Linked DNA regions of Mus musculus: regions 2, 3, 4, 5, 6 and 7 are each linked to region 1. A link is a loop called in an ENCODE intact Hi-C map of the cell type or tissue named here. Cell type or tissue: heart. All regions are shown on one strand. Region 1 holds the start of Pask (PAS domain containing serine/threonine kinase). Region 2 holds the start of Septin2 (septin 2). Region 3 overlaps Hdlbp (high density lipoprotein (HDL) binding protein). Region 4 has its middle 6.3 kb from the start of 9430060I03Rik. Region 5 holds the start of Farp2 (FERM, RhoGEF and pleckstrin domain protein 2). Region 6 overlaps Crocc2 (ciliary rootlet coiled-coil, rootletin family member 2). Region 7 holds the start of Hdlbp (high density lipoprotein (HDL) binding protein).

What was found. Hi-C counts contacts between places; a loop is a spot of excess contacts. Peaks named below come from ENCODE experiments on the same cell type or tissue, not always from the same donor. Only the 100,000 strongest peaks of a DNase experiment are listed, where the experiment ranks them.
Region 2: a loop joins it to region 1, with 2.0 times the contacts of the local background. A loop is called at or near these places in 5 of 42 quality-filtered maps.
Region 3: a loop joins it to region 1, with 2.5 times the contacts of the local background. A loop is called at or near these places in 2 of 42 quality-filtered maps.
Region 4: a loop joins it to region 1, with 2.3 times the contacts of the local background. A loop is called at or near these places in 2 of 42 quality-filtered maps.
Region 5: a loop joins it to region 1, with 2.5 times the contacts of the local background. A loop is called at or near these places in 13 of 42 quality-filtered maps.
Region 6: it touches region 1 in a loop (8-fold over the local background); 14 of 42 quality-filtered maps call a loop at or near these places.
Region 7: it touches region 1 in a loop (4-fold over the local background); 2 of 42 quality-filtered maps call a loop at or near these places.

Annotation. Positions count from the first base shown.
Region 1 is chr1:93,341,325-93,345,324 of GRCm38, reverse strand. Pask (PAS domain containing serine/threonine kinase) reads left to right here and starts at 2,537. Exons shown (of 18, transcript NM_080850.2): 1 at 2,537-2,799. It overlaps Ppp1r7 (protein phosphatase 1, regulatory subunit 7), which reads right to left and starts at 1,697. Exons shown (of 10, transcript NM_023200.3): 1 at 1,614-1,697. The coding sequence starts at 1,665. In heart, a CTCF peak has its summit at 1,598; DNase peaks (open chromatin) are centred at 1,724 and 2,464; H3K4me3 peaks cover 3,303 bases; H3K27ac peaks cover 1,816 bases.
Region 2 is chr1:93,476,639-93,480,638 of GRCm38, reverse strand. It overlaps Septin2 (septin 2), which reads right to left and starts at 1,646. Exons shown (of 13, transcript NM_010891.2): 1 at 1,571-1,646. It also overlaps a transcript of Hdlbp not described here. In heart, a CTCF peak has its summit at 2,103; DNase peaks (open chromatin) are centred at 1,638 and 2,208; H3K4me3 peaks cover 3,632 bases; H3K27ac peaks cover 3,081 bases.
Region 3 is chr1:93,437,004-93,441,003 of GRCm38, reverse strand. Hdlbp (high density lipoprotein (HDL) binding protein) reads left to right here. Exons shown (of 28, transcript NM_001301364.1): 3 at 212-324; 4 at 2,621-2,778; 5 at 3,695-3,910. The coding sequence starts at 249. Among named protein-coding and RNA genes, the nearest start is that of Hdlbp, 6.7 kb to the left of the region's middle. In heart, a CTCF peak has its summit at 2,192 (motif pointing left); no DNase peak of the experiment used is centred here.
Region 4 is chr1:92,954,850-92,958,849 of GRCm38, reverse strand. It overlaps a transcript of Gpr35 not described here. Among named protein-coding and RNA genes, the nearest start is that of 9430060I03Rik, 6.3 kb to the right of the region's middle. In heart, a CTCF peak has its summit at 2,027 (motif pointing left); a DNase peak (open chromatin) is centred at 2,029; H3K4me3 peaks cover 227 bases.
Region 5 is chr1:93,509,535-93,513,534 of GRCm38, reverse strand. Septin2 (septin 2) reads right to left here. Exons shown (of 13, transcript NM_010891.2): 13 at 3,802-4,000. Farp2 (FERM, RhoGEF and pleckstrin domain protein 2) reads right to left here and starts at 1,431. Exons shown (of 27, transcript NM_145519.2): 1 at 1,351-1,431. In heart, no CTCF peak of the experiment used is centred here; DNase peaks (open chromatin) are centred at 114 and 1,504; H3K4me3 peaks cover 2,083 bases; H3K27ac peaks cover 1,690 bases.
Region 6 is chr1:93,172,476-93,176,475 of GRCm38, reverse strand. All of the region lies in intron 1 of Crocc2 (ciliary rootlet coiled-coil, rootletin family member 2), which reads right to left. Among named protein-coding and RNA genes, the nearest start is that of Crocc2, 6.1 kb to the right of the region's middle. In heart, no CTCF peak of the experiment used is centred here; a DNase peak (open chromatin) is centred at 1,885; H3K4me3 peaks cover 583 bases; H3K27ac peaks cover 871 bases; H3K27me3 peaks cover 3,013 bases.
Region 7 is chr1:93,444,015-93,448,014 of GRCm38, reverse strand. Hdlbp (high density lipoprotein (HDL) binding protein) reads left to right here and starts at 2,314. Exons shown (of 28, transcript NM_001301364.1): 1 at 2,314-2,435. In heart, a CTCF peak has its summit at 2,051; DNase peaks (open chromatin) are centred at 2,334 and 3,074; H3K4me3 peaks cover 2,825 bases; H3K27ac peaks cover 2,461 bases.

The DNA of each region.
Region 1 (4,000 bases):
TTACAGTCTCTGTATCTCCCCCTGTGCCTCTATCCTCAGGGCAGTAGAGAGGTTCCAGAGCCTGCGACACTGTGCAAGAATGTGACTACAAGGCTCTAGGTAGAATAGGCTAGCAAAAGGCAATGAAATCTATCAAGACGAGGAAGGTTTGAGTTAAGGCATTAGCAGTGATAGAGAAGGTGGCAAAACATGCTCAGCCTGGTCTACACAGGCCAGCCACGGAAATGGCAAGAACCTGTCTTAAAAGACAAAAGAAAGGCATTACAACGACAAATCCAACCCAACCCAAACCAAGCCACACAAAAACGCCACAAAAAAAAAAAAAAAAAAAAAAAAAAAAAAAAAAACTCCAAAAAGACATAGGCCATAGAAACCTAAGTGTCAGCTGGTAATGACATGTGTGGGGGTGGACGAGAGAAACAGCTTGGCTTGTGTATTTGCCCTTTAGTGAGGAAGGAGGGGAGAGGTGTATTGGAGGAGGAAAGAGGGGGCTAGGAAGAAACATTTCCTCCTTAAGAAAGATTCAAAGGTTAGAAACAAAAGACCTCTAGCACGACTCCTTCAAGTCTCTCTAAGAGCGTTCCTTGTTGGCTCTTCTCAACCCCCATTGCATGACTGCTAATTTAGGTCACCTTTCCATACTCCTTTGCTTCTGACTGGTTTTCCTTTCTCCAGAATGATACTGGTCCTCCCCACTGGACCCCAGTCTGGATGACATCTAGTGAGTTTTCAGGGCCCATCTCAGGGCAGCCCCACTGCTCTCAAACTCACTGGTCTTTTCTTCCACATCTCTGCCCCTTGCTCTGCAACCTTCTTCCCTAGTACTCCTCCCAGAAAAGTGAGTGACCTTCCAAAAGTGAATAATCCTCACCAAAATAGTGGAGTCTTTCAAAGACATTTAAGATTTGCCTAATGCTACAATGGGTAGGGTTAAGTACATGTACATATGTACAAGTCTGTTCGTATACACTAACACACATATATGCACGCATGTAATGACCATGTATCTACACAACTGTATACAAAAGCATGCACACGTGTAACATATATGTATGTTACATATGTATATGACATAATCCAACACAAGGAAAAAAAGGAAGAAAGTTGAATATAGACTAGACTGCATGCCTAGAAAACAAGACAACGCCTTGTAAACTCAATTTCCGGAGCTCCTTTTTATCCATCTCTCTGCCACAACCCATTCGCTTCAAAGCAGACTTTTCCATTCATGCCGCGTGAACAAACTGGACTTCGTAGATTCCCCACGCCTGAAGCCTCAGTTTCCCAGTGAGCTGACGGAGGACGGTTCCCTGCCCCCTCGCCTGTCAACTTCGGAGCTTTAAGACTAGGTTCCTATAGCCACGGCTTCCTTGCCAATCTCCCTGGGCGGGCTCGCGCCACGTTTTTCCCCAGGGTCTTGTCTTTCTGGCCGCTACCGCCCTCGGGACGGGACTCCCGGGCTCCGAGCCTCCCTGGCTGTCCAGCCATATTGGCAGCTGTCAGAGCTCTGTGGCTGTGGCCGGAGGCTGGAGGCCGAATTCCGATCCCGCAAGAGGCCGTGACCGCCCAGCCCGAAGCTCGCCGCTCCCCGGTCACCCACAGGGGCCGCTCACCCTCCATCATCTCCTGCGACTGTTGCTGCCCCGCGCCGCGCTCTGCCGCCATATTGGCTGCTCTTTCCCTTTCCGGAATCTGTCGCCTTAGGCCATGGGCCAATCAGGATTCCAGGTCCAATAGGCCAGCCAATGGAACAAAGTATAGAAGCGCGAGCTGACAATGCTTGCGCGGGCGCAGTGTTTCATGGGGATTGTAGTTCCCACAGGCTCCGGCTCCACCTGGGTTAGGGGTTTGATGAATGAGTAGAGTCTAGGCGAGCACGAAGAAAGCAGACATCCCGGAAAGTCTTTAGGCAGCATGGGAGACACTTCAAGCTTGCGGATTCGCTCAAGTCACTATGCCAACTTCGGAGGCGTAGAGGTACTGCGGACAGGAGAGTTCTACAGGCCACAGGTGAAGCCGACTAGACTTGCACCCCCGACTTCGGGAGCCTCACTTCACGGTGAGCCGGTAGGCGAGGGAAACCAGTTTATTCTGCGCCTGCGTGCTGATACACTGGTGCCACAGGCCACCTTTAGGGGATGCTTGGAGAAGGCGGGAGGGGCCGCGGTCCGGTCCTGGGGCTCACGTTTGCGGCCTCCAGCCCACGGCGAGCCACTGTGTCGTCCGCTTCTCACTGTCCTCGCCTTGGAAAGGTGGCCGTCGTAAGAAGGGCTGCACGTCGCTCACCGTCCTCGGTTCTCCCGTAAGAGTAAACTGCAGTCACTTGGAGTGGGGCGTGGAGGGGGGGGAAAGGCGCGAAGAAATCGGGTCTTTTGGCTCCTCCGAGGCTCTGTAGTGGGTGTCCGGTGCGTCCCTAGCAACTGTTTGCGCGCGCTCAGCTGCTTGCTTTCACTGAGGTCCGCCCATCAGGGTGTCTGGTTGGTTCTTGGTCCCTTGTTATGCTGCCTAAGTCGTTCTGCGATTGGTCGGTGGGCCAGAAGCGCGCGGATCTTCACGTTGTGAATCCGACTGAGACTTGCGCCAGCCTGGGGTGAGACACCAGCCTTCGAAAAACCTCCGGGTGGCGGCGAGTGTTAGTTACGCATTGTCGTGGAGTGGCTCTGGCCCTTTCCTCGCGCGCCCGCACTCCCTCCGCCCAGCCCCGGCCCCAGAGTGGTGGCGGGTTCTGGCCGTTTGACCCGCGCTCAAGAGCCGCCAGCGCCCGAAAGCCTCTGATTGAACTGGAAGCTTTGCTTTAAGGTTAGACTAGCGGGCCAGTGAGCTCTGGGGAGTCACTTATCTTCACCCCCTAATTTCGGGATTACAGTTATGTGTAGCCACGTCTGGCTTTTTATGTGGTTAAAGATTTAAACGCAAGTCCTCATGCTTGCATAGAAAAAAACTTTTAACAAAGGGAGCCGCCCAGTTCCTGTAATTACTTTTAAGATAAAAATTTGTAGCATTAACAATTTAGTTTGAAGAATGGTATTTTTTATATAAATTAAGATCTCATATCAATATATTCTGAGGTCATACAAGGTCTAAAAAAACAGTAAGGTTTTGTGACTTTGGCAGTGTATTTAGAAGCCATAATTACATGTCCTAACTTTGTCAATAGGTTGGTTTTAAAAGTAGAAAAACCACGGTATGATCGTATCATTGTTTGCTGTAACAGTAATTAGTGCATTTAGATACCTAGAGAAGATGCCTGTACATCTTTCACATTAAAACACTCTACTTGAAAACTGCTATCTAACACCTACTCATCTTTATTTTGTTTGAGTCTGGTGGTGTCACATATAGCCTTGAACACTGTCGCTACTCATCTCTTATTTCATAATGAGTTGTTGCTTTTTAGGATCACATACTGAGTGCATGTGCCTGTGTATGTAATATGCAGAATAGTGAAGGCAAATAGTCATACTTTATCAGTCAGTGGTGGAAGGTTTGCCCAATAGGTGACTAGCTCTGGGTTTAATACCCACCTTCACACAAAAATACCAATTGTCAGGCTGATGGTGTCTTCCTCTCTTCCCAGCACTTCCAACGACTCTGGAGACCTTGCCTCAAAAACAAAACAAAACAAAAAACAAAACAAACCCCAAAAGGAAACAAAGCCCTACAGTTTGGGCCCAGCATTATGGCTCAGTGGGTAAAGGCACTTGCTGCCAAGGTCTGACAATTTTGGACCCACATGGGTAGAAAGAGAGAAGTGACTCCTGAAAGTTGTTTTCTGTCATCCATGGTTGTGCTTTCTCTCTTTCTCTTTCTCTCTCTCTCTCACACACACACTCCCACAATGTAATAAAAATGCATGAAAAAGTCATGCATTATAATGAAAATAAAATGAGGTTGTAAGATGGCTCAGCAGTTAAAAGCTGTTGCAGTTTTATAGAAGACCTGGGTTCTGTTCCTAGCACCTACATGGTGGTGTCTGTAACTTCCGTTTCAGGGCATCTGG
Region 2 (4,000 bases), 140 kb before region 1:
AGCAAGCCACAAACAAAGGGAGCTTAATTACATTCACGATTGATAATAGAGGGAGGCCCCACCTCCTTTCCCTAGGCTACCCAGCAAACCCAGAAGGAGAAGCTCTTGTTCTTTACTGACCTCTGGTGCTCTGTAAAGGGGGGGGGGGGGGGGACACTAGGTGGAAAAATGATAAAAAAGGATCAGGACAACTTTTAAAACTAAAAAAATCATCCCCAAAATTAGATATAGCAGCACACACTGACAGTTTGAATGCTGGGTATTGCAAAGAATTCCTGAATGGCAACTACCAGAAAAGCCATTGAAAATAAGGAGTCTCAAATTAGAAGCATCATGAAGAAACAGCCTTTATGACCTCTTCAAAACTCCTGTTTTTCCTTATGTTAACAAGACGGATTTTAAAAATGTATCTAAGATACTAAAACAATTTTCACTACTAAGGAAAAAAAAAAAAAAACAAAAAACCTAAGTTTTTTTTCTAGACAGGGTTTCTCTGTATAGCCCTGGCTGTCCTGGAACTCACTTTGTAGACCAGTCTGGCCTCGAACTCAGAAATCCATCTGCCTCTGCCTCCCAAGTGCTGGGATTAAAGGCGTGCGCCACCACGCCCGGTTGAAAACCTAAAACTTAAATCCCTTGATAGACAGTAGGGACCCCAATATTTGACGCCAGAGAAACACTTAAACCGTCTAAAGGATATCGAATCCAGTGAGAGTCCTAACTAATAACAAGCAGCGAACAGGAACTACACAACAGATAAACATTAGACAGAGAATGTTCGAGATTAACTGCGCTCCAGACACGAGGAGTAAACTGGGTTAAAACCAGCCATAGAGACCACAACGGTCTGAACTAGAAGTTCTATGTGTTGAAAGTCTGGAAACGTAGTACAGGACAAGGCAAGGCGCCACTAACAAATGAGGCCGGAAGATACAAAAGGGCCAGGCGTGGTCTGGGCCTGCGGTCCGCTTCAGAGTTAGACTTCATGGCTTCTCAGTCAAAGGCCTCCACTCCATGCTCCCTTTCCCGTGTCACTTACAGGGCTGCAGCCCTTTGTCTAGCGTCGCACTACCTCGGGGAAGGCCACAGCAGACAAACCACTCCATAACGCTCCTGTCACTGCCTTAAATTGGGGAACTTCATTAACATCCCAGGGTGACTAGTCCTTTTCATCCCTAGGACGAAATGGCACCGTTACGTGGGAAGATGGCCCCGCAAGTGCTTCGTAGATGTGAACCTAACGCCCGACTCTCCACCACATAGTATTTGGACTGTGCGCCATAACTTCACTGGGCCCAGCCACGCCCGCCCCAATGCCCTGGACCTGGCCAGCAGGATCACCCAGATGGGGGCCGCCCGTCCAGTTGTCCTCGAAGGGACGACGCCAGCCAGGCATCCATCGCTGGAGCCCCGGACTAAGGGTGCGGCCGCCCCTCCCCCACGCGCTCACTTCCGTACCCGTTATCACCGCCTAGGCGGCCCGGGCGAGGGCAGAACTCTAGCCCTTTCTCAGGACAGCCAGCTCAACTCGAGCCCGCGCGACAGTGGGTACACATTGCCACACACTTACCCGCTCACACGCCGGAGAACGCTCGTCAGGCGAGAGCACGGACCTGCCCCGCCCAGTAGAGCGCGCGCGAACAGATGGCGTCATCGCGCCGTCCCGCCCCTTGCCAACTCCTTCCTGGGCCCCGAGTAGTCCCCTCCTCCGCGGTTGCATGCAGAGCGCAAGCGTGGACGCGATCCTGCCGTCCGCCTCTGCGCAGGCGCTGTGCCCCTCCCACGGCGGTTGGCCATATAGAGGCTGGGGGCGGGGGGAGGTCAAGCGTAGCCTCTTCTCCTTTACCAAGATGGCGTCTTGTTCCTGTTTCGCCACAGTTCCTACCTTATGAGCTTGGATTCCTCACGCTAATAAAAGAGGAGCAGGTAACGAGATTCTCCGCTTTATGGGAAACTAGAGTTGTGGGAAGGATATTTACTAAGGAGGAATAAGGTGTCCATTGAGAGCGAGAGACGACCGGGGGCGGGCAGGTGGCAGCGTGAGTGCGGAGCAGTGAAGGGGAGGGAGCCCTTTGCCTCTATCCTTTCCTCCTGGAAGATGGCGGCAGCACCGAGCTAGGAACACCGAGCCGGGATAGGCGGGCGCTTGTGACTTGCCGGCGGGCATCTCTAGCCGCCTCTGCGGCCGTCTCTATGGCGGGCTGTCGTCCCGGGATTGGCTACGTGCTGGTCACGTGGGTCTCCCCCCCCCCATGCACACCATAGAGTGGTGCCTGTCCCTGGGGACGTGGCCTTCCTGTGTGGTCGTGAGCCCATGCCCCGCGGGGGAGGGCGGAGCCGGCACGGCCCCCTACCCTCTTTCAGACTGGGGCGGGCGGAGAGATCTGCGGCATGCCCTGCTCTCTGCGACCGGCTTGAAGCTGGCTGGGAAGGTGCAGTACTGGGCTGCGGCCTGGCTCGGGTTGTCCTTCCCTTCAATCGCAGGAGGTCCCCTGGCTGGTCAGCGATCGTAAACTCCTACCTTAGGCCTTTCACCAAGGCCTTTCTATAGGAAAACACCCTAGAGTACCTCCCCAGAGAAGAAACAGCAATCGCGCAACCCTAGTGGGTGATATGCACAGTGTCGGTATTCCGAACTGTTCTGACACATGCCTTGTTGTGAGGGAGTGGTTTTTTTGTGCGTTATTACTTTGAGTAAAGTATCCCAGTGCTCGAGGCTACACTGCATATCCTGTCTGAATTAGAAGATTGGAGGGTCGACTGGGCATGTGTTTGCATACGATATAACTGAACCAAAGGAGACTGTCTTGGGTTTTATTATCTTTACAGACAAGGATAAAGCATGGGGAAAATTGGAGGGTTATAATCTTCACTTACAACTTGGCTCGCCCTTCAGCTTTGGGTTTTGCTAGTCACCTTAAGCTCTCAAACAATGACTTCACATATTTGTTGGTGTCCATTTAAAGAGCCACTTTCTTAGTAACTTTCTGAAGCCCAGTTAAACCAGTCACAAAATTTTGTTTGAAGCTAGTAGTAGCTACAAGCTAAATTTCTATTATGGAATCGGGTGTGAATAGGAAAACACTGGGTGAAACCTATTGCTTAAGCTTACGTTTTGAAGATTTAAAGTACCCATAGGCTAAATTTGTTAATTATGTTAGCTATGGGGATACTTAAAAGCAGTCATTTAATGTAGCTCTAAAAGGGGCTTTGGGCTTTTGTTTTGTTTTTAAGTGAATTACTACTTATGGATTCAAAACAACTCTTAACCTATTATGACATCTTTAAACTTAGAGATAATGGAGCATATCTTTTCCAGTCTCAGAAATAGTATTTTTGAAAACCAGTTAAGTAATTTCCAATGGCACCCAAGCTTTGTTGGTAGCGTTGGTTAGAGGCCTGCACTGCTTAGACACTTACTTCATCTTGAGAATACCCGAAAGAGGCAGACAGGTCAGAATAGACAGGGACACACACAAGCAGATCCTTATTTTTTTCCTCTCTCTCTTGTGGGCAGGCCCACTTCTCAGTGGCCAAATAGGCTTTCAAGTACATTTCTTTTAGTTTTATTTTGACCTTCTAAATGTCTAATATCAGCCTAATAACCTCATTTCTTTAACATTAAAGAGCCGAGTGCCACACATGTTAGGGATTCTGGGGGTGCAGAGATAGAAAAACATCATTTTTCCCTTTTTTCTAGCTCTTTATGATTTCCTGTAGAAGATAACACTTGCGAAAGAAAGCTTATTTTGCAGGCTAATTTGTACCATAATGAGAGTATATAAAAGAAATAGAAAATAGACTATGATTACTTACTGCAAAGCCCATAGTGGAAATATGTAAAAGAGATAGGAAGTAGACTATGATTACTTGTTGAAAATCCTTCATAAAGAATGTGATTGTAAATCAGTAATCCAGCGCTTTGTATTGTGGAGTAATCAGCACTGTGTATTGAAAGATCAGGAGGTCAGTGTCAGCTCTTCTACATAGTGAGTTCAAG
Region 3 (4,000 bases), 96 kb before region 1:
CAGGTGATCAAGTGAGCTTGTAGTTCCCATGTTCACCCTTCTGTTGAAAGCTTGAAGAACAATTTGCATTGACCTTGTGAGGAAATAAATACTATAGCTTACAGACAGGAGATTAAACCAGCGACTAAAGCATTAGAATAACTGTCCATAGATCATTACAATTAGCTGCCGTTGGGCTTTCTGCTCCCTGATTACCCTTCTCTTGATACAGTGTCTTACTAGGATCGTGTGTGGACGTGAGATCAACCATGAGCTCCGTTGCAGTTTTGACCCAAGAGAGTTTTGCTGAACATCGAAGTGGGCTGGTTCCACAACAAATCAAAGGTGACAGGCCCCTTTCCAAGTCCTTGTTAACTTCTGAGACTGGGCTTTTGTGCTCATTTGTACTAGTTGGTTGTAAGTGAGATTGGACAGGTTTGAGGAATGACTGCAAAAACAGCTGCAAGCGTGGGCAGTTTCCTAGAAATCCAATTAACAACTGTCTATTAGTGGGATCCTTTTGAAAATTGCTGTCCCAACTATGAGGTACTATAATATTGGCTGTGAAGCATCCTAAAACATTACTGAGCTTCTTTGAGAATGAAGGTGAGGTCTGACTTCTGTGCTCTTAAAGGCCAGGATCAAGACCAGCACTGTCTAATAGAATAGAATGCTAGCCACCTAAGCAATTTGAAAGTTTTACAAACCTAGGGAACAGGTAAATTTTGTTTTTTGTTTTCGTTTCTTTTTTTTTTTCCCCCCAAATATTTTCAGACAAGAGTTTTTGCTGCTTAGACCAGAGTGATCTCAAATTCATGGTCCTCCTGCCTCTGGGATTATAGGCATGTGCCACTACACATTTAATATATTTAGCCCAGTGTATTTAAAAAATGGCATTGCAACAGTTCAATATAAAAAAATCTTAAAGCCAGCTAGTTTCTATTATTTTTCCTTAATTTTTAGTAAATATATTTATAAACACAGAGCTTTTTGACTTGAAAACTAACTTTTTATACAGAGGTCTTTGACCTGCACTGACAAGGCAGCTTCTGTCAAGCCTGGTGGCCTAAATCTGATCCCAGCACCTACGCGGCTGAAGGAAGGAACTGACTCCTGCAAGTTCTCAAACTGCCATGTATAATGTGGCATGGCTACAAACACAAACTTTAAAAGATAGTATTTTTAATCCTTGAACTTGAATTGAGTTTCTAAAATTTTCCAATGAAAGAGTAAATTGTCTAAGTTGTTATAAGATATTTAAGTTTTCCTATAATCGAATATCAGTTCTTAATTTAAAATGAATTAAATTTTTAAAATTCACTTCTTAACTACACTTGACCCACTCAGTCCCAGTGACCACTGTGTTGGTCATTCCTAAGACACTGCTGGTGGTCTGGTCTCAGTATCTGGTAACTATCAGTAGTGTCTCCTATCTTACAAGGGCAAATGATCAACCTCTGCTCACACCAGCATCATCAGGCTAGGAAGCAGTGAGCCTGTAATAGAGGCCTATCTAATTCCAAAGGTCATCCTGTCCTTTCCATGTTTGCATGCTCCGTTGTATTGTGGGCCCAGCTACTGGTAGATACTGCTCATCCCTAGGGACCAAAACAAGCCATACCCTTGCTTTTGTAGAGATCATGGTTCACTGGACAAAAGTATGAACATGATTAATAATCAGGGTCTCTAACTTCTCCAAGTCTTGCTGTACCCTGTCTTGACTTGAGTGTCTTCATCATAGACAGGCCCATGTGAGTTAATTTCACCATTATACATTACAAAGGGAAACATGGGACCTACCTCGAAGGTAGTTCTTAAAAGCAATGTTCAGACTTCTACTCTATGCCAATCATTTATAGTCGTGATTTGCATTTGTACTATTAGAAAATGTGGCTATCTCAAAAGCTGTCGCATGTATGTTGGATAAGGTCTACTAGCTGGACTACCTTATCTGGCCTTTCAAAGACTTTAAGTGGTGGTGGTGGTGGTGGTGGTGATGCCCAGGGGGATCCAGAGGAGGGGACAGAGGAAATATTTGGGGGGAGGTGACTGGGAGGAGGGCAGTGAACAGGATATAAAGTGAATAAGTGAAAAATTAAATCTAATTTAAAAAGAAAGAAATGAATGTGAAGACTGAGGCTGGAGAGGTAGCTCAGAGGTTAAGAGCATTGATTATTCTTCCAGAGGCCCTGAGTTCAACTCCCAGCAACCACATGGTGGCTCACAGCCATCTGTAATGGGATCTGATGCCCTCTTTTGGTTTGTCTGAAGACCGCAACAGTGTACTCACATAAAATAAATAAATCTTTAAAAAAAGAAAGTATGAGGACCTAAAAATGTGTCATAAGCTTGCCTTCAAGAGTTTTGTACATCTCAGTGCTAAAATGGGGCTAATACTGTCTGACCTTTCATAGTGGGAACATGTAGAGGGAGAAAAGTTTCCATTTTGGGATTGGGAGACTCGAGCTCCATCCAGGTCAAACACTCGGTGCTGAGCCTGGTGACAGTGTGAGGTCTTTTCCTAGAGCTGTGAGCTCACTCAAACCATTGTTCCAGTGGAGGGTTCCTACTAAAACCCTTCATTTTTATTCATATACTGTTGGGTTGTATTTTTCCTCCTAATCTGTGTTCTCTGGTCTAGTTGCCACCTTAAATTCAGAAGAGGAAAATGACCCTCCAACCTACAAGGATGCCTTCCCTCCACTTCCTGAGAAAGCAGCTTGCTTGGAGAGTGCCCAAGAACCTGCCGGAGCCTGGAGTAACAAGATCCGGCCCATCAAGGCCTCTGTCATCACTCAGGTAGAAGCACCATTTCTTTTTGCATTAACTGTTCCTTGTCGGAAGTAGTTAGATCTGATAGGTTTCTGAATATGCAGTGTTGATGAGCGCTTTGGGTTTGGGGCCCGGGAGTTCTGTAGAGCACACCTTTTGCCATAATCATCCCATCCTAGCACTCTGGGCTGGCACAGTTTGAGATAGGCCATATTTGTTAGATTCATGGAGCCGTGTGCTTTTCTATTTGGTGTAGTCCCTAGCTGCCAGGTCTGCCTTTCCTACTCGTGTGATGGTCAAAAGCTAGTGTTTGCTGGGTGAGTCAGAAGCCAGCTAGAGCTAAAGTAAAAGAGTTAAGTCTATCTGTGAGCAGCTAACTAATTTCCTGGCTTTCTTTACTTCACTGGCTCATCTCTGCTAGCTACAGTTGAGATACTATAATGAGTATTAGGACTGGTGCCTGGCTGTGATAGAAAATTATCACCCATGTAACCATAATTCCTTGTCTTTGTGTACGTGAGCAACTGCATCTTGATCTTTTCTTTATGGCCTGGCTGCCATCTTAAGTCTTGTTAAATGGTTTGAAACCTCTTCCAGCTCTGCTCTTCCTCAGCTCTGCATCAAGTTCCTGACTCTAAGCAAACCTTGTTATGTTTAAAACTCTTGATGCTGCCTCTCAGTCTGCTCTCTCCTGCCTGCTGCTCTGCTGTTTCCTATGATGGGTGCTACTTTCTCTTCAGAAAGGTCTTTCCATTGTGCCCTTAGTGTTTTTCACCCTGTCACTCTCTCCCCTTTAAATCCTGCCGTAAGTGATTTCTCCTATCCATCTGCCGTGTCCTAGGTCACTGCTTAGTGAGTGAATGAGTAATAAAGACATTGTATATAGTCATTCTTCTCTTCTTTGATAGGTTAACTTTGTCACTGGGGGTTTTTTTTTGAACAGGTGTTTCATGTACCCCTGGAAGAGAGAAAATATAAGGACATGAACCAGTTTGGAGAGGGTGAACAAGCAAAAATCTGCCTTGAGATCATGCAGAGGACTGGTGCTCACCTGGAACTCTCTCTGGCTAAAGATCAAGGTCTCTCCATCATGGTCTCAGGGAAGCTGGATGCCGTCATGAAAGCCCGCAAAGACATTGTTGCTAGACTACAGACACAGGTGGGTACCCCTATGCCTGGCATCCCTGTTATTTAGCTCATTCTGGTGTAGGCCAGAGCTTTTCTGCATTCTTTGTACCTTAGTAGTTTG
Region 4 (4,000 bases), 390 kb after region 1:
GGACTCCCAGGTCACCCGCCCTCAGTGCATGCCTGGTAGGAAGTACCTTGCTTCTCCTGCAATGGCATCCAGCAAAGTTAATAGGGCCTCACTTTGGAGACTTTTTTGATAACTATTTGAGTGAAACTCTGGATAATACCCACCAGAAAATTTATGTCTAGAACTTAAAATGATCTTGAAGGTTCTCTGGTACATTGCCCTGAAACCCTCTGGTGCCCACACTACCACAAAGGCCACTTCCCCTGTGGCAGCCATGGCACACACGTCATCTTGTCTTCTCCTACGCTGACCTTTCCTCTCACACTCCTCCTTGTGAGCCCATCTTGGTCCTGACCCTTTCCTTGTCCTAGTAGATTCTCTTGCTCCTATTGATCTGACCCCAAACTGCCACCAGCCTGGACTCCGGCTTAAGCCGGGCCATGCAGGGGTCTGCCTAACAGGTGTCTTCTGTCAGATGCCTCCAAAGTACTTTACAATCAGTTTGTGTCTAGATGACTTCCTCATCTACCCCTCTTACCACCCCAAATGCCAATTTTCCCTAAAATTTGCCAATTCAGAGTGACCTCTCCTACCTACACCAGATATGAGAGTCTGCTTCTTCATCCTCTTTCCTTAACTCTTACTCCTTCTAAGTAATCATCAATAAAGTAAATATGCATGTGATAAGTCCTGCAATAATCACTGAAAATAAAACAAAAATATAAGATGAGCTGATATAGGAGATAAATGGAATAGAAAACAAGGGAACAGCAACCCAAGATGGGGTGGGGCACAGGGGGTAGATGAGATAAACAGAAAACAAAGATGGTCGCTTCAAACCAAATAATATCAGCAATTACATAAACATAGCCTCATATAAACACTCTAATTAAAAAGCAAAGACAAGCAGAGGAGATAGTGCTCAGCAGGTAAGAACATTTGCCATGAAAGTTGTCAAGGCTCTAAAGATGGTCTGGGCTCTATCCTGTAGCTCACGGGAAAAGCCGAATGCACTGGCACACATCAGTAGTCCTAGCACTTCAATGAGAGACAGAAGGTGGAGACAAGAATACCCAGAAGACCATCGTGGGTCAGCAAGCCCAGAGCATGCAATGAAGGAACAAGAGGGATTTTCCTCAGAAAAGGGGGAGACACAGCACTGATTCCTGACGGTTGCCCTCTACCATGTGTGCGTGGCACATGCTCACCTACACAAACACAAATACCCCCTAGAAATAAAATAAAAGCAAAGATTATTACAGTAAATTTTAAATCCAGGATGTAACATTATGCTGGCCATGTGACACTCACTTTAAATACAAAGCAAAGTTAAGAGTAAAACAAAAACAATATAAAACAGTAGAGAAGTTGTAAAATTGGAGCATGAATTGTAAGAAAGCTCGCTTGGGTGTATTAATGTCAAATGGACTGGCACTAAATTCTAACATCTTTCACAGGAACTCAGAACAGGCAACCAAATATTAGTCAGGACATGTTACACTGGATCGTTCCTGAATGGAATTTATAGGACACCACACCTAGCAACAGTGGGACAAGGATTATCTTCTAATACTGTCTTAGTCAGGGTTTCTATTCCTGCACAAACATCATGACCAAGAAGCAAGTTGGGGAGGAAAGGGTTTGTTCAGTTTACAGTTCCACATTGTTGTTCATCACCAAAGCAGATCAGGAAGCAGGAACAGATGCAGAGGCCATGGAGGGATGTTACTTACTGGCTTGCTTCCTCTTATCCCGAGCTTATCTCTGTCCCGCAGGAAATAAACACAGGACACGCCAGGTTCTTCCGTGGTTAACTTTACTTCTATATCATATTGAGGTAGACAAAGAAGGTTCAGAAAGTGTGTGGCTTAAATACTTTTGGTGATGTGTCTAAACTAGGACTGGTAGCAACACCCGTGATCCTCATGCACCCTGGGGATAGGTTAAAGCCCCCAGGGGTTGGGCAAAAGCCCCGGGAGACGGACTGGTGACTTTGGCGGGCTGTGCTCTCGCAGCTGCGCACAAAGAGGTTTAGCACCATCTAGTGGCGGCACATAGATTGCAGCCCTTTACATCCCCTGACTTGCTCAGCTTGCTTTCTTATAGAACCCAAGACTACCAGCCCAGAGATAGCACCACCCACAATGGGCCCTCCCCACCTGATCACTAACTGAGAAAATGCCTTACAGCTGGATCTCATGGAGGCATTTCCTCAAGGGAGGTTCCTTTGTGATAACTGAAGCTCCTTTCTCTGTGACACACAAAACCAGCCAGTAAAAATGACCCCTTGTCAACTTGACACACAAACACATCACTATTAAGGCTCAACCCTTACATTCTTATTCATCCTCAATATCTAAACTTTAAAAGTCCCACAGTCTTTATATATTCAAAGTTCAATCCCTTAAAAATATCCAATATCTTTTAAACTCCAAAGTCTTTTTACAATTAAAAGTCTCTTAACTGTGGGCTCCACTAAAATAGTTTCTTCCTTCAAGAGGGAAAAATATCAGGGCACGGTCACAATCAAAAGCAAAATCAAACTCCAACCGTCCAGTGTCTGGGATCCACACATGACTTCTGGATTCCTCCAAGGGCTTGGATCACTTCTCGAGCTCTGCCCTTTGTAGCACACAGCTTGTCTTCTAGGCTCCAGATGCCTGTACTCCACTGCTGCTGCTGTTCTTGGTGGTCATCTCATGGTACTGGCATCTCCAAAACACTTCTGTCTTCCGCTCTAACTAGGCTTCCCCAATAGCCTCTCATAGGCTCTCTTCATGGTGCTAAGCCTCAACCCCTTTGCATGATCCCTTCAGTCCTGGGCCATCAATTGCAACTAAGACTGCACCTTCACCAATAACCTTCCGTGGCCTCTCACAGTGCTGAGCCTCGGCTGCTCTTCATGACCCCTTCATGCCTTCAAAACCAGTACCACCCGGGTGACTCTTACACATTACCAAGTCCTGTTGCAGCACAAGGCACAACATTGGCTATTTCTGGAACAAAGCCTCTTTGTGCTCTCAGAAAACACTTCCCAGAAGATTTCACCTCAGTGATGGTTGTCTCTTCTTAATCGCCGCTAATTTCTTAGCTCCAGCTAACCAGCATCAATAGTCACAGAAGTACAAAGGTTTTGCTTTAGTAGTTCTGGTATCTTGGTAACCACAGCTGATTCTTCAGCCCCAGCTAACCAGAACCACAGAATCTTCTCAATCAAAACAGCAATGGCCCTGATAAGAGTCTTTAATCTTCCCTCTGAAATTTCACAAGCCAGCCCTCCATCTTCTTCACTGTTCTCAACATTATCTTCCAAGCTCTATACAACACCCCATATAGCTCTTACCACCCAATGGATCTTCTGGCCCAAAGTTCCAAAGTCCTTCCACAGCCCTCCCCAAAACATGGTCATGTTGCCACATGAATACCCCACTAGGCTGGTACCAATTTGTCTTAGTGTTTCTATTCCTGCACAAACATCATGACCAAGAAGCAAGTTGGGAAGGAAAGGGTTTATTCAACTTACAGTTCTACACTGCTGTTCATCACCAAAGGAAACCAGGACTGGAACTCAAGCAGGTCAGGAAGCAGGAGCGGATGCAGAGGCCATTGAGGGATATTACTTACTGGCTTGCTTCCCCTGGCTTGCTCAGCTTGTTTTCTTATAGAATCCAAGCCCAGAGATGGTATCACCCACAATGATCACTAATTGAGAAAATGCCTTACAGCTGGATCTCATGGAGGCATTTCCTCAACTGAAGTTCCTTTCTCTGTGATAACTCCAGCCTGTGTCAAGTTGACACACAAAACCAGCCAGTACAAATACATATAGAACATTCTCAAAGCAGGCGACATGTCAGCCTGTAAGGGAAGTCTCTGTAAAATTAAAAGGCTTTAAGTCTGGTACTGTGATGTATCTGTGTAATCCCCCGCACTCCGGAAGCTGAGGCAAAGAGATCAGCAGTTCAAGGCCAGCCTGGGTAACATACAAGAGCTTGTCTCAAAAAGCTAAAGCAAAAGCATT
Region 5 (4,000 bases), 170 kb before region 1:
TCCCAGAGAGTCATCCACAACCCCACCGGGCAAGGTCTTCCCGTGCTTTATTTAAAACGGGGCTATGCATAGGAAGCCATGGCGCACCCCTGTGCTCCACCTACACTCAGCCCTCAGGTGGCTGACAAAGGAGGATGACGGGTTGGAGGCCAGCCCGGGCTATGGAAACTGTCTCAACAAAAAACGGTGGGGGACAGGGATATATGAAAACTTTAGAACTGACAACGAAACAGCCACAAAGCGCTTCACAAATGCCTTCCCACGTCCCGAAACTCACAAAACTTTTATTTGGCCTACAAGTAAAGGTTACTTCATACCTCCCCATTTCAAATGACCTTTCCATCTTGCTAACACTGTGAGAATCTGTGCTGCTGATCATAATGCCGTCTCCACAAGACCGACTCTAATTCGGTGCTACCCACTAATTACCAAATATTTTCACAGTGGCCCAGTCAAAAACACCTCATGGAAACAGAACAAAGCTAGGGAGAAAGGCCACCCCTTTAAAGATTCTGTCCGGAATCTTAAGGCTCTCCATTCTTTCTCAGCACGGTGTATCGACATTATTTCCTTCACGAATGCCTTGTTTTCATTTCAATTTTTCATCACCATTACTGGGACATGAAAGAGTTTAAGAAATCACTGCCACGTGTGTAAATGGCAAAGGTGCTTATAATCTCGGATGAGTAAAAGGCAGTGGGCCAGTACTGTTTCTAGATCTTAGCAGAGTAAGAATATCCGAGTCTCAGTTCTGAAGGAAAGGCCGAGAAGAAAAAAGAATGCCCTTCTGGGCTTTCATTTGTGGCTCCGGGTGCTGCTTCCCAAGGTGCTTTGTAGAGCACTGGCCTGGGGGTGGGGGCGGTCTTCAGCAGGACATTCTTGTGGCCCTTAACCCATCACGGGACACTCAGTGTCCACGAGAGATGCTGAGACTCTGATCACCCCCCTTCCTCGACAGCTGGTCTCCACGTGTGCTGTTCCTGTCCTCAGTACTCTGCTGACAGCCTGGCTCCTTGGAACTCTGCAGCTCTCAGCCCTCCCCAGACTGCCCATCTACAAAAGCAACTCTCCAGCCAGTCCTCAGCGGACATCCAGACTGGACCCGAGACTCTCCCTCCCTTCGCCCTCCACCGACAGGCCGTCCACAGACGTGTGTTGTCAAACGCGGACTCTGGCGCGCCTCACGAAGGCCTCAGAGCCGGGCGTGGACTTTCTCTGGTGGACGGCCAGCCTCAGGCCTGGTCCGGCTCGGGTTCCGCTGAGGTCCGGCCAACGAAGGAAGCCCATGCCCAACCCAGCGCCCCTGCGCGGCTCGCTCCCCTCCCCCGCCCACGGCCGCCGCGTCCTCACCGTGCCACACCGGCCTGCGCCGCCGCCAGCCAGGCCTCCTCCACGTCCTGCGCCCGCGCCGCCCGATCCCGACAGCTAGCTGCTTCCCCGCCCCCGCCGCGCGTCCGCCGCAGCCCCGCCCCCCCGCGGACGCACCACCGATTGGCCTGCGGGCGGGTCCTCCCGACCGGCGCCTGCGAGCGCAGCACCTAGCTCTGATTGGTGATCACATGGGACAGGGCGGGGCGAGGGAGCCCCATAAAGTCAGAAGCAAAGCTGTGCAGCTTCTCCGCGGGTGCAACAGGGCTTCGGCGGGCTGTGCGTGTCCTCGGCCCTGGGAGGGGCTTTAGGACCTGAGGACTCTGTGCTGGGTGGGACTTAGGAAACCCGCGAGTTCTCCGTCTTAGTCTTCGCTTTGACAAGGCGACGGGAGGATTCTATCTTGGACGCAGCTTTGGAACAACGGGAGGACTACCCCAGACCTGGACTCTGGAATGCGGGTGGCCCTGGGCGGGACTTTTGGCACAGGGGCGGGTCTCAGCCTACAGCCTGGCTTTGGCAAGCAGGGCAGCCCCGATTCTGGGTGGGGCCTTGGACTTCAAGCTCGCGGGACTATTCTGGCATTCAGGCCTCCCTGACTACTAGGCTCTTTCCTACCTTCCATCCGTGGTGCCCAACCAGGGAATAGTGGAACCGTGGTCTTTAGGCACCAGCTGTTCCTAAAGGGACGCTTTTGAGGTGCAGGCTACGCTAAGAGTCCTCGAAGCCCTCGCGGTTCCTTTCTGGATTTGAGGCTTTCTGGAAATGAAAAATGGTGAGACTGGATTCTGGTCCTTCCACTTCAGACTTGCAGCAAACTCACTTTCTTCTTCCATTGGTTAAGCGAATGGGCCTGCAGGGAGCCAGCCCTTTGAACCAGTCTAGGCTAAATAAATCCACACAGGCCCCCAAGCGATTCATATAGAACTCTAGCCTTTGGCAATAAGTCCTTAAGATAAGCAGGGAGGGCCTCAGCCCACTGGAGGGTGGGTGGGTGGGGGGGCTCTCTGCTTCTCCAAGGCAACCTAGAAGCTCAGGCTGACTGGGTCTGCAATTTTAGTAGGCTTCCCAACTTCCTCCACCACCTTGGCTATCCCTTATTTGTAACCAGCCACTGCCATAGCCACTGACTGTGATGTCCATCATTAAGAAAAGGAACTGGGCCGGGTGGTGTCGCACGCCTTTAATCCCAGCACTTGGGAGGCAGAGGCAGGCGGATTTCTGAGTTGGAGGCCAGCCTGGTCTACAAAGTGAGTTCCAGGACAGCCAGGGCTATACAGAGAAACCCTGTCTTGAAAAACCAAAAAAAAAAAAAAAAAGAAAAGGAGCTGGACTGGACAAGGCAAGAATGAGGTTTGACATGAGCAACCTAGTGATTTAGAGAGCAGGAGCCTCATTTCCTAGTGTCAGTACGCTGCTTAGAGAGCAAGAGGATGAGAAAGACTCCGATAGTACTGGGTGGTCAATCCAGGGGTCATGCTGACAAACCGGAGTGAGGCCAGGCCGAAGAGATTGATCATCCACCCAGATTAGGATAAAGTTTGGGGTTATGTGGCTCTGCTCCCTTTATGAGTCCTGAGATCAAACTCAGGTTTGATCACGTTATGAGGCAAGTACTCTTAGCCACTAAGGCATCTCACCAGAGCAAATTCAGATTTTTAAAGTCACTTTCCTGGGCTGGGGAGATGATTTAGCTGTTAAGGGCTGCTCTTCCACAACACACAAATCCAGTTCCTGGCACCCACATGGCTGCTCACAACGGTCTCTAAGTCCAGTTCCAGGGGACCTGACACCCTCCTCTTCTAGCCTCCTTGGGTGACAGGCATACACATGGTACAAAGACATGCAGGCAGGCAAAATACTCATACACATACAATAAAAAGGTAGAAAAACGTAAAAATCTGAGCATGGTGGTATACATCTTTAATCTCAGCACTCCAGAGGCAAAGAGAGAGATAGTAGATTTCTTTGAGTTGGAGACCAACCTGATTTACATAAAGAGTTCCAGGTTAGCCAGGCTACAAAAGTGAGTCTGCCTCAAACACAAAAAAAACTCCAACCAATACATAAACAAACATTTTAAAAATTAAGACTGTTTTCCTAATTCATCTCTCTTCTTACAAATATGGAGAATTAGAAATATATTTGGATCACTTTTACTTCCCACTATGTTTAACAGTTGTTGCTTCATTTTCTAATTAGTAAATTTACCTATGAAGTCTTACTGTCCATTTTATCAAGTAGTCTGCAGACAATCTGATAACCTGTACAGCTATAGGATTTCTTTTGGAGTATCTGGGTTATCTCTGATGAAAATATACGCAGCACGCCTGCTATTAATACAAGTAACATCTTGCTCTGATATACAGTTGTAATAGGGGTCTTGAATCTTCACAATGGCCCGCATACTTTACTCAAAAAGAGGACTACTCATTTAATATCTAAACAATAGTGCTTTATTGAAAAAGGTTAATTTAAATGGATACAAAGTTGAAGTGTGAAATGTTTTCAAAATACATTTCTACAAGTACAAGTTACTTCTTAGTGAAAGAGCAAGTATCTGTTAGCAAAAGCAGTAAAACTGAAGGGGGTTAGAATTGTGGCTGCAAGACCTCACAATCCACACTGCCAA
Region 6 (4,000 bases), 170 kb after region 1:
CCGCAGGCTCTGTCCATTGCTGCTACCAGTGGCTCCCCAGCCTGGGTGGGTCACCATCTTTAGGGCCAGGGGAAGGATCTAGAGCGCAGCAGCGGGAAGCCTGGATAGCCTGGAGGTGGGGGTGGGGGTGGGGGTGGGGGTGGGGCTCGTATTGTGGGAAGGACACCAAGACTGGGCAAAAGGGATCTCCACGGTCACTTTTCTAAAAGACCTCAGATTCAGAGAGTTTTTGCTATGTTTTTTTCCTCCCTACTGCCCTCCGTGTCAGCTCGACCTATGCCGAAGACCTTAGGGAGGCCAAAGACCCTGTCAGTAACCTATGCATTTAGATCTAGCTCCAAATGGGTGTGTTGGAGGCTCAGTGGGGACAGACACCACTGCCTCCCACTTGGCTGTGGTCTTGTTGAGGGAGTCCTATCTAGGGGACATGCCTCTTTATCGCACCCTCTGGGTCAGAGCAGGACTAAGAGAACCGAGGAGGGGCCCCGCTGTGCCATCAACACACTGCTCAAGGATATGTCCTGCTACCATCTGTGAATTTAGCTAGTTGCTCTATGTCCCTGTGGCCTAGGAACCTCCTGCACTTTTATCCTTGCCTGGAGACTGACTGGAGTGGGGAGTTCTGAGGACGGGGTACCTACCCTCCCCCATTCTGGATCTTGACTCAAACATTAAGGTGCGGGGTGGGGGTGGGGCGGCAGCGGTTGTTGCAGATGTGGAAATTCAGCCCTCAATTCGAGTCTGAAGCCAGGATAAGATCCCATCACAAGGATAGGCTCCAACTTAGGGGTGGGGGGCATCTTATCCTCCAACCCTGTTCCACAGGCATGGCCCGTCTATGTGTGTCCCTTCCAGATCTGGACGGGGATCACTCTGCAGGTGAATCCAAGCAATACCCAAGCACAACCACTGGTAAGGAAGGGCAGGGGCCGATCGGAGCCCAGACTCTGAGGTGCAAGGCCTTTCTCAGCTCTCAGAGCTGCTGTCTAGGTTGGGTGGGAAGAAGTGTCAAGTCTGTTCACCACAAGGGGCTTCTTGAGGTGGGGGGAGGTGTGTGTGGGGGTGAGGATGCAGGGGTAGGGTGTCCTTTCACGGCTGCTTCAAGCAGTGGGGACAGAAGAGAGCATTCAGGTATTCCCCCTCTTGGCCTAAGAGTCAGCCCAACTAGGACCTGGCAGGTACTAGAAATGGTCCCCAGCAGGTGAGGCCAGCGCTCTCCTTCCAGATAGAGGAGAAACCAAACCAAACCAAACCCAACCCAACCCATTAAACTCTGTCCCGATGCAACTGAGGAGGTGAGGGCTGGTTTCTGTTTTCCCAGCCAAACTAAACAGGTACTGCCAAGGCCAAGGCATGAATGTGAAGTCCCAACTGCTTCTCCCTCCACAGAGTTAGTCCTTGGTGGACTTTCTGGGGTCCTCTTACAGTGCCAGCAGCGCTGGTCCACTCCCTAAAGCCCTGCAGGGTCTTCCTATGTCAGGCATGGTGGTCAGTAAGCAGAAATGGCAAAACACATGAGCTAATTCACCGTCTCTTGTTCATGAGTGCGGCCACAGACAGGTGGACAGTCTAGGTCCTGGCCCCCAGGGGAGAGCAGAGTGGATTTCAAAAGGAACTTGGCCACTTCAGGTACGGAGAAAGGCAGGACTCACTGGTACCTTCCAAATAAAGAACTCAGCAGCAAGCAATAAGGGCAGGACTCCCAAACCTCCATTTAAAATCTCTGAGGGAGAGAGTATCCAACTGTCAAGCCCAGTGTAACTTGGATACTATCTCAGGACCGGTCTGGGTGTCTGATGTGGAGTGGAGAATAGTCCTACAACCCAGTATAGTTCAGGGGTGGCTAGGCCTGCTGCTAATGCTGTGTGCCGAGCTACAATAGTGCCCCCGTGTGGCCATTTCTGGTACTGCAGGAGGACAACCGGTCTTGCCCAACTTCTGGAACTGAGGTTGGGCTCAGGGTCTCCATCCAACATTATGGATAGTAAGAGAACCTGTGACAGTGTGTAAGTTGTGGCATATTAAGTGGGTTGAAGTGTCTTAGCACTAGCCATGATCCAGAAGCAGATGTTTTAAAATAAGATAGCTTGTCTTAGAAACTCTGCCCTTCTTCCCCTGTGTGAGACTATTCGGGACTGCTGACAGGGTCTGTGCTAGGACTGAGACGCAGCCTTGAGCTCCCAAACACTTGTGGGACTAGTTGCTAGATATGCAGATCTCTAGACAGTCACCTGACTAGTATGCATCTGATTGGATGCCCATGGGTCCCCCTGCATTCTTTCAGTGAACTAGCATGGCCATGAGCAGGCCAGCTGGAGGCTCAGAGCACTTTGGCCTTCTGCAGAGGGTTTGGTCAGGATGTCTGATGGGCTCTGTACCTGGTAATGTCTACTCCTGTGTTTGATAGGCTCCCCTCCCCACCTCCACACTATGCCTGCCAAGCTGGGGCATTGCCCTTAGAGCAGAAGCTTGCAAAGTCACAAGGGGACTAGATGTTGAAGCAGGGGATGAAGATGAAGGGGGACAACTTACCCGTCCATCCCGAGCACAATGCTTGGCACACAAACAGGCTCAGACAGGTTCCCAGCACAAGTCATTGAAAGCCTTATTGGAACCGCCAAAGGTATGAATCACTAACAACAAAATGACTCACAGCAGGGACTGCTCAGCAGGGTGAGGAGGCTGTCTGTCTTGTCTGCTTCTATGTCCTGACACCCACACAGGCTTCCTGGGGAAGGTGGTCAGCCTGCAATGCAGTGCAAGCAAAGGCCTGGGATAAAGAACACGGGGTGAGGAGGGAGCAGAGAGAGGGGTGGGCGAGACAGGAGAGAAAACTGGAGTGCCATTGTCAAGGATTGGCATATTCTGGTGAGGAGGCTGAGCCTGTCTCTGGACCATGAGAAAGAAGGTCTGAAAGAGGATATGTCTGGTCAGCGCAGTGGCACTGGTGTCTGGACATGTGGCTCTGGGGACAGAGATAGTCAGTACTTCCTTCCCTGGACGGCATATGATTAGCATTGAATCCAGGCCACACTTGGACCACTGTGGGCTCCTGTCCTGGGTGGGCCTGCACTCCCGGGACCTTGTACCCTTGATCTGTGGAGTGAAGCATGACTTTGAAGGGGGAGTGAGAGATGGGTGGTTGGGTCCCTGTGGGCTCCAGGATGACCAAGGTTGGAGGAGAGCTCTAGATCTTTCTGCCCACCTCCAAGACATCTGGTGATCTAGTTCTTAAGTCACTGGGGATTTAATCAGTAGTATTACACAGGAGGCACCCATGAAAACCCTAATGAGGGGCTTGGTGTAGATGCAGGGTTGGGATGGCATGTACCTCAACGGGGTGCTTTTGCTCTACGCCTCTCCCTGTACCTGCCCTACTTCTTTGTGGGTGTCCTTGATCCACAGAGTGGATGTTTAAGTCAGGGATGTTAAAGCCTGAGTGTCAAGTGCTGTGCGGGTGACTGAGCTCAAGGAGACCTCGGGTTTAACTGGCCAGTCAGAGGACAGAGGGCAGAGGGCAGAGGGCAGAGGGCAGAGGGCAGTCTATGATGGTGTCCGAAGTGCTTCATCCTGTGAGGCTGAGCCCTAGCCACTACCCCTGGGAAGCTAGTGTTAGAACAGGTGAATCCAGAGGGTTAAAGTCATGCTTGCCACCCACAGCTGAGCCGAGTGAGAGAAAACAGTTCCTACAGCTGAAGTTTGGCTTTAAATGCAGAAGAAAGCAGGGATGTAAAGTAGCAGAGCCGCTGCAGGAAAATAAGGTGGACGTTCCTTAAAGGTTCGTGTAGGGGCTGGAGAGATGGCTCAGCAGTTAAAAGCACTGACTGCTCTTCCAGGGGTCCTGAGTTCAATCCCCAGCAACCACATGGTAGCTGAACCATCTGTAATGGGATCTGATGCCCTCTTCTGGTGTGTCTGAAAACAGCTACAGTGTGTACTCATCATATACATTAAATAAATAATAAATCTTTAAGAAAAAAGATGCGTGTAGAATTAGAGC
Region 7 (4,000 bases), 100 kb before region 1:
TAAAGGATAATGGGGATTTAAAGAACTTGTAGTCCCATGTTTCTAAGCACTCCCCAGAGATGCTTTTGTCTCTCAGCCCAGGCCAGCCAGAGATCTAGTTGTTACTATGTTGCTGGTGTTCTCATTTTCCCCTTAGACCTACTTTCTGTTTAGGCTATAGCCCTTTTAGAGAATCATGATTTGGGGAATTGGAGAGTGTTACTATGTTCTAACATTTCACCTTAAGCAGTCAGGATTCTTTTGGTTGTTTTTGTTGTTGTTTTTGGTTTTTCGAGACAGGGTTTCTCTGTGTAGCCCTGGCTGTCCTGGAACTCACTTTGTAGACCAGGCTGGCCTCGAACTCAGAAATACGCCTGCCTCTGCCTCCTAAGTGCTGGGATTAAAGGCATGCGCTACCACGCCTGGCTAGCAATCAGGATTCTTATTCCATGTTCCTTGATGTATGAAAAACAAAATATTGCAGACCAGTGTTCACTTTTTGAGGCATCTAGAGTTGACACTTCTATGTTTCAGTATACTGAAAGTAACTAGTCATAATTGTTAGCATCCCAGGAGCACCTGGGATGTTTTGTGGTGCATGTTTATCATTTCAGATAAAGTCTTATATAGAAAGGCCAGGTTGGTCTTGAGCTCCTAACCCTCGTGGCTGTACCTCTCAGGTGCTGAGATAAGCTAATGTTACCACACCCTCCTTGATTTAATAATGCTTTCATTAAGTCCATGCTTTGTTTTATTTTTGAGACATCATATAACTTTGTAGCCTACTGTGACCTTGAACTCCCAGTACTCGCCTCAGCCTTCTGAGTACTGAGATTACAGGGTACCACCACACTCATGGAGGCCTCTGTACAGCCAGGCACTGGGCCAGCTTGTACTTAATGTGGACTTACTAACTCCATTGGAGATCCCTTGACAGCAGACATACTGACTGGTGGGTGCTTGCCTCTCCACATTAACTTTTTCACAGCCCGAGACCTCAGGAACAAAAGAATGACAACAAAAACATTTCTTCTAGTTGCTGGTTGGTTAATCACCAGGGAAAGACACCTTGCACAGTAATAATAACACAGAAGGAAAGACAACTTGGTGCCTACAGAGGCTTTAAGAAGCTCTATCACTCGGTGACTATGCTGGCAGCTTGGAAATGCCCTCTGGTCTTTTAAGCAGTACCTTCAGAGATTTATGTCATGAAGAACTGTGGTGTTCCTGTCAGCCGCATTACTGGCTCCTGGACTTCTCAATTCTGACACCTCAACTTTCAGATAGTTTCCTATTCAGCAGCCCCATCCCCATTCTTTCCAGCACATTCCATTTTCCCCCCTTGTCCTTCAGTCTAAAGTCTAGTTAGGGCAGCTCTTCCCAGTCCCTCAATCAAGAGCCCATCACCGTGCTGCTACCTTCTAAGTACATACTAAGTCTGATTGCTTATTTTGTTCACTGCTGCAAATGCTTGTAAGCCTTAGAATGACAACTACAGAAGGCCTCTTCAGCCCTTCCACATACCATTGTCCCACAAGAAAGGCACATATTATCCAGACCTGGTGGCTCACACTTGTAATCCAAACACTAGAGAAGGAAGCTGAGACAAATCTACACAGTGAAAAGTTGTCAGAAGTGGGGAAAAGAAGGTGGGGGCATCTGCTGTTGGTTACTAGCCTATTCTGTGCTGATGCATATCACTGCATATCACTGTCCAGTATAGGTCAGAAGTGTGCTCATGTCACCTCAGGAGAGGTTCAAAATAATGATTGTGTACAAATTCTTCAAGTAGTTGTCAATAAACGCAACAGGGCAGAACTAGTCCTTTCAAAGGAGGAAGCATTCTGAGGGCAGAGGTTCTGCTCTGTCCCAACTGAGTATGGGAGAGGTAGGAATTCACTGCAGGCTGGTCTGTACATATGGGACACTGAATAATACTGTGTAGAGGGCTTCGAAAGTTTTGGAGTTTGTTGTGTTGGACATTGAGGAATGGAGTAAGGATTTGCAGTAGAGGTGGGAGCAGGAGGAAGAGATCCCGAAGAGAATGAGAATGTGTTCCATCAGGGGGTGCTCTAGGGGATGGTAAAATGGTTTTCCGGGCTGTCTGCTGTCTGAGGTCCTCAGAGCTTTCTTTTCTCTTTTGGTGACACAGTTTCTGGTGGCCTCAACTCTGGCACCTCTGGCTCTGGGGCCTGCCTGTTCTCTGTAGGTAATTAACTTACCAACTCCTCGCCCCCTGTCAGGCCGCAGAACTCTTAAAGAGTTGGTCCGCTCCCGGGCGCTGTAGGGACCCCGCAGCGGGCGGGGCGGGCGGCCGGTCTGACGTGTCTCGGCGGGATTGGAGCCTCCGCCCTATATAGCAGCGGCGGCCCGGGCGCCGCGCCTCGGAGCGTCCCGGCTTCTCCCGCGCAGCGGCAGCGACAGACGGACAGACTCTCGGGTGGTCACACTCACGAGTGAGGATCGGGCGAGCTGGTGGGCGGGGGTGCCAGGGGCGGGGCGGCGGGGGGTCGCCGCTGAGCACGGCTGGGGTCGGTTCCTCAGCTCCCCGGCCGCACAGGCTCCTGGTCTCCAGCTACCGCGACGGGCGGGGGCCGCTACGTGTCACTCTGCGCATGGCCGCGCCGGAGCGCAGAAACTTTCCCAAGTCCGCCACGCGCCGCGGGTCTGCTTGCGGGCCCGGACCGCCTGGACTTCTAGCTCACCGGGCGGGCCGCCGCGATGGGGGAGGGGAACGACCTGGCCAGGTTGGTGACGTGGGCTGCCGAGCCGGCCCCTCCCCCGCACCCCTTCCCCCCAGCTCGGCCCGGCCGTACGGGCTGTGGACCGGACCTAGCTAGGTCAGTGGCGCCCTAGTTCGCGTCAAGCTGGGATCTTCACCCGGGGCCCCTATGTCCCGCGCGGTGCCTTGCTGCACCTTCACCTGCGGCGTCTGGCTACGTGGTCACTGGAGGACTCCCGGCCCAAGTACTACTTGGATGCGCCCCAGGGTCCATGGGTGAAAAATACATTACGGAAAAATACCGAATTTGGATGAAAGGCAGGGAGGCCGAGCAGGATACTGTCCCTTTAAGCCTGTCCCCGCCCGCGGGCGCTCTTGGCCGGTGGGAGGGCCATGCTGAGGTGGCATCTGCGAAAGTTCCTCCCAGGCTGGGTCTCTGACTTCCAGAGCTGGGTAATGCACTGGGCCGGCCTTGGTAGTCACAGACATAGTTTGTGATCTCAGCATAGCTGGGTTTTGTTTTTAATTTTGGAGTTTGTACTCTTCGGTATTTGGTGGGGAGAGGGCACCTTCGAAAAGCTTCTGAGGACGTAAAAGTGAAGTTTCAAATTTGGAAGAGAAACCTGCATCTCAGCTGAAGGTTTTCAAGGTGGAGGTTTTCAGTGCCCTCCATGTAGACTGGCCTACAGTATAAAGAACTTGAGTCCCTCTAGCTGAGGTTGATAGGAAATTCTTTCTGAAGCATAACTGAATTCTCCTTGCATAGTGTTGCCCCTTACATAAGTAGTTGGCACAACTTAGCACAGGGGAATCAATTTAAATACTTCCTTGTTCAGAATCAAGAAGGATTCTTCACATACAGCTTTTTCTATTTTCTGGATTAACAACAGGTTTCCAGCTGCCACAGCCTCACTGCTCTCCCGCAGGAGGCCCTGTTGCTCCCCGATTCTGGGCTTCTACCTCTCTTCTTTTAGTTCAAGTTCTGTGTTGAGAACTAACCTTATTCTGCCATGCTCATTTATGCTCTTAAGAAGCAAATTGTAATATCCAAGTTTGGATGCTGACAGACCACAGTTTCCTGTGGGAAAGGTGGTGGGGGTGGCCTCAATCCTGAGGGACTGGAGGGGCTGTACCCACTTGAGGAGACTTGCATGTGGAGGCCAGAAGAGTTGAGAACATAGATGTCTCTGTTGCTTGGCCTTCACAGGGAGGAGGCAGAAGAGCTGGACCCCACGAATGCCATGCACTCTTTTCTCTAGTGGTATTTGTAAATCAGATTAGAGTCATATTCAGTCCTGA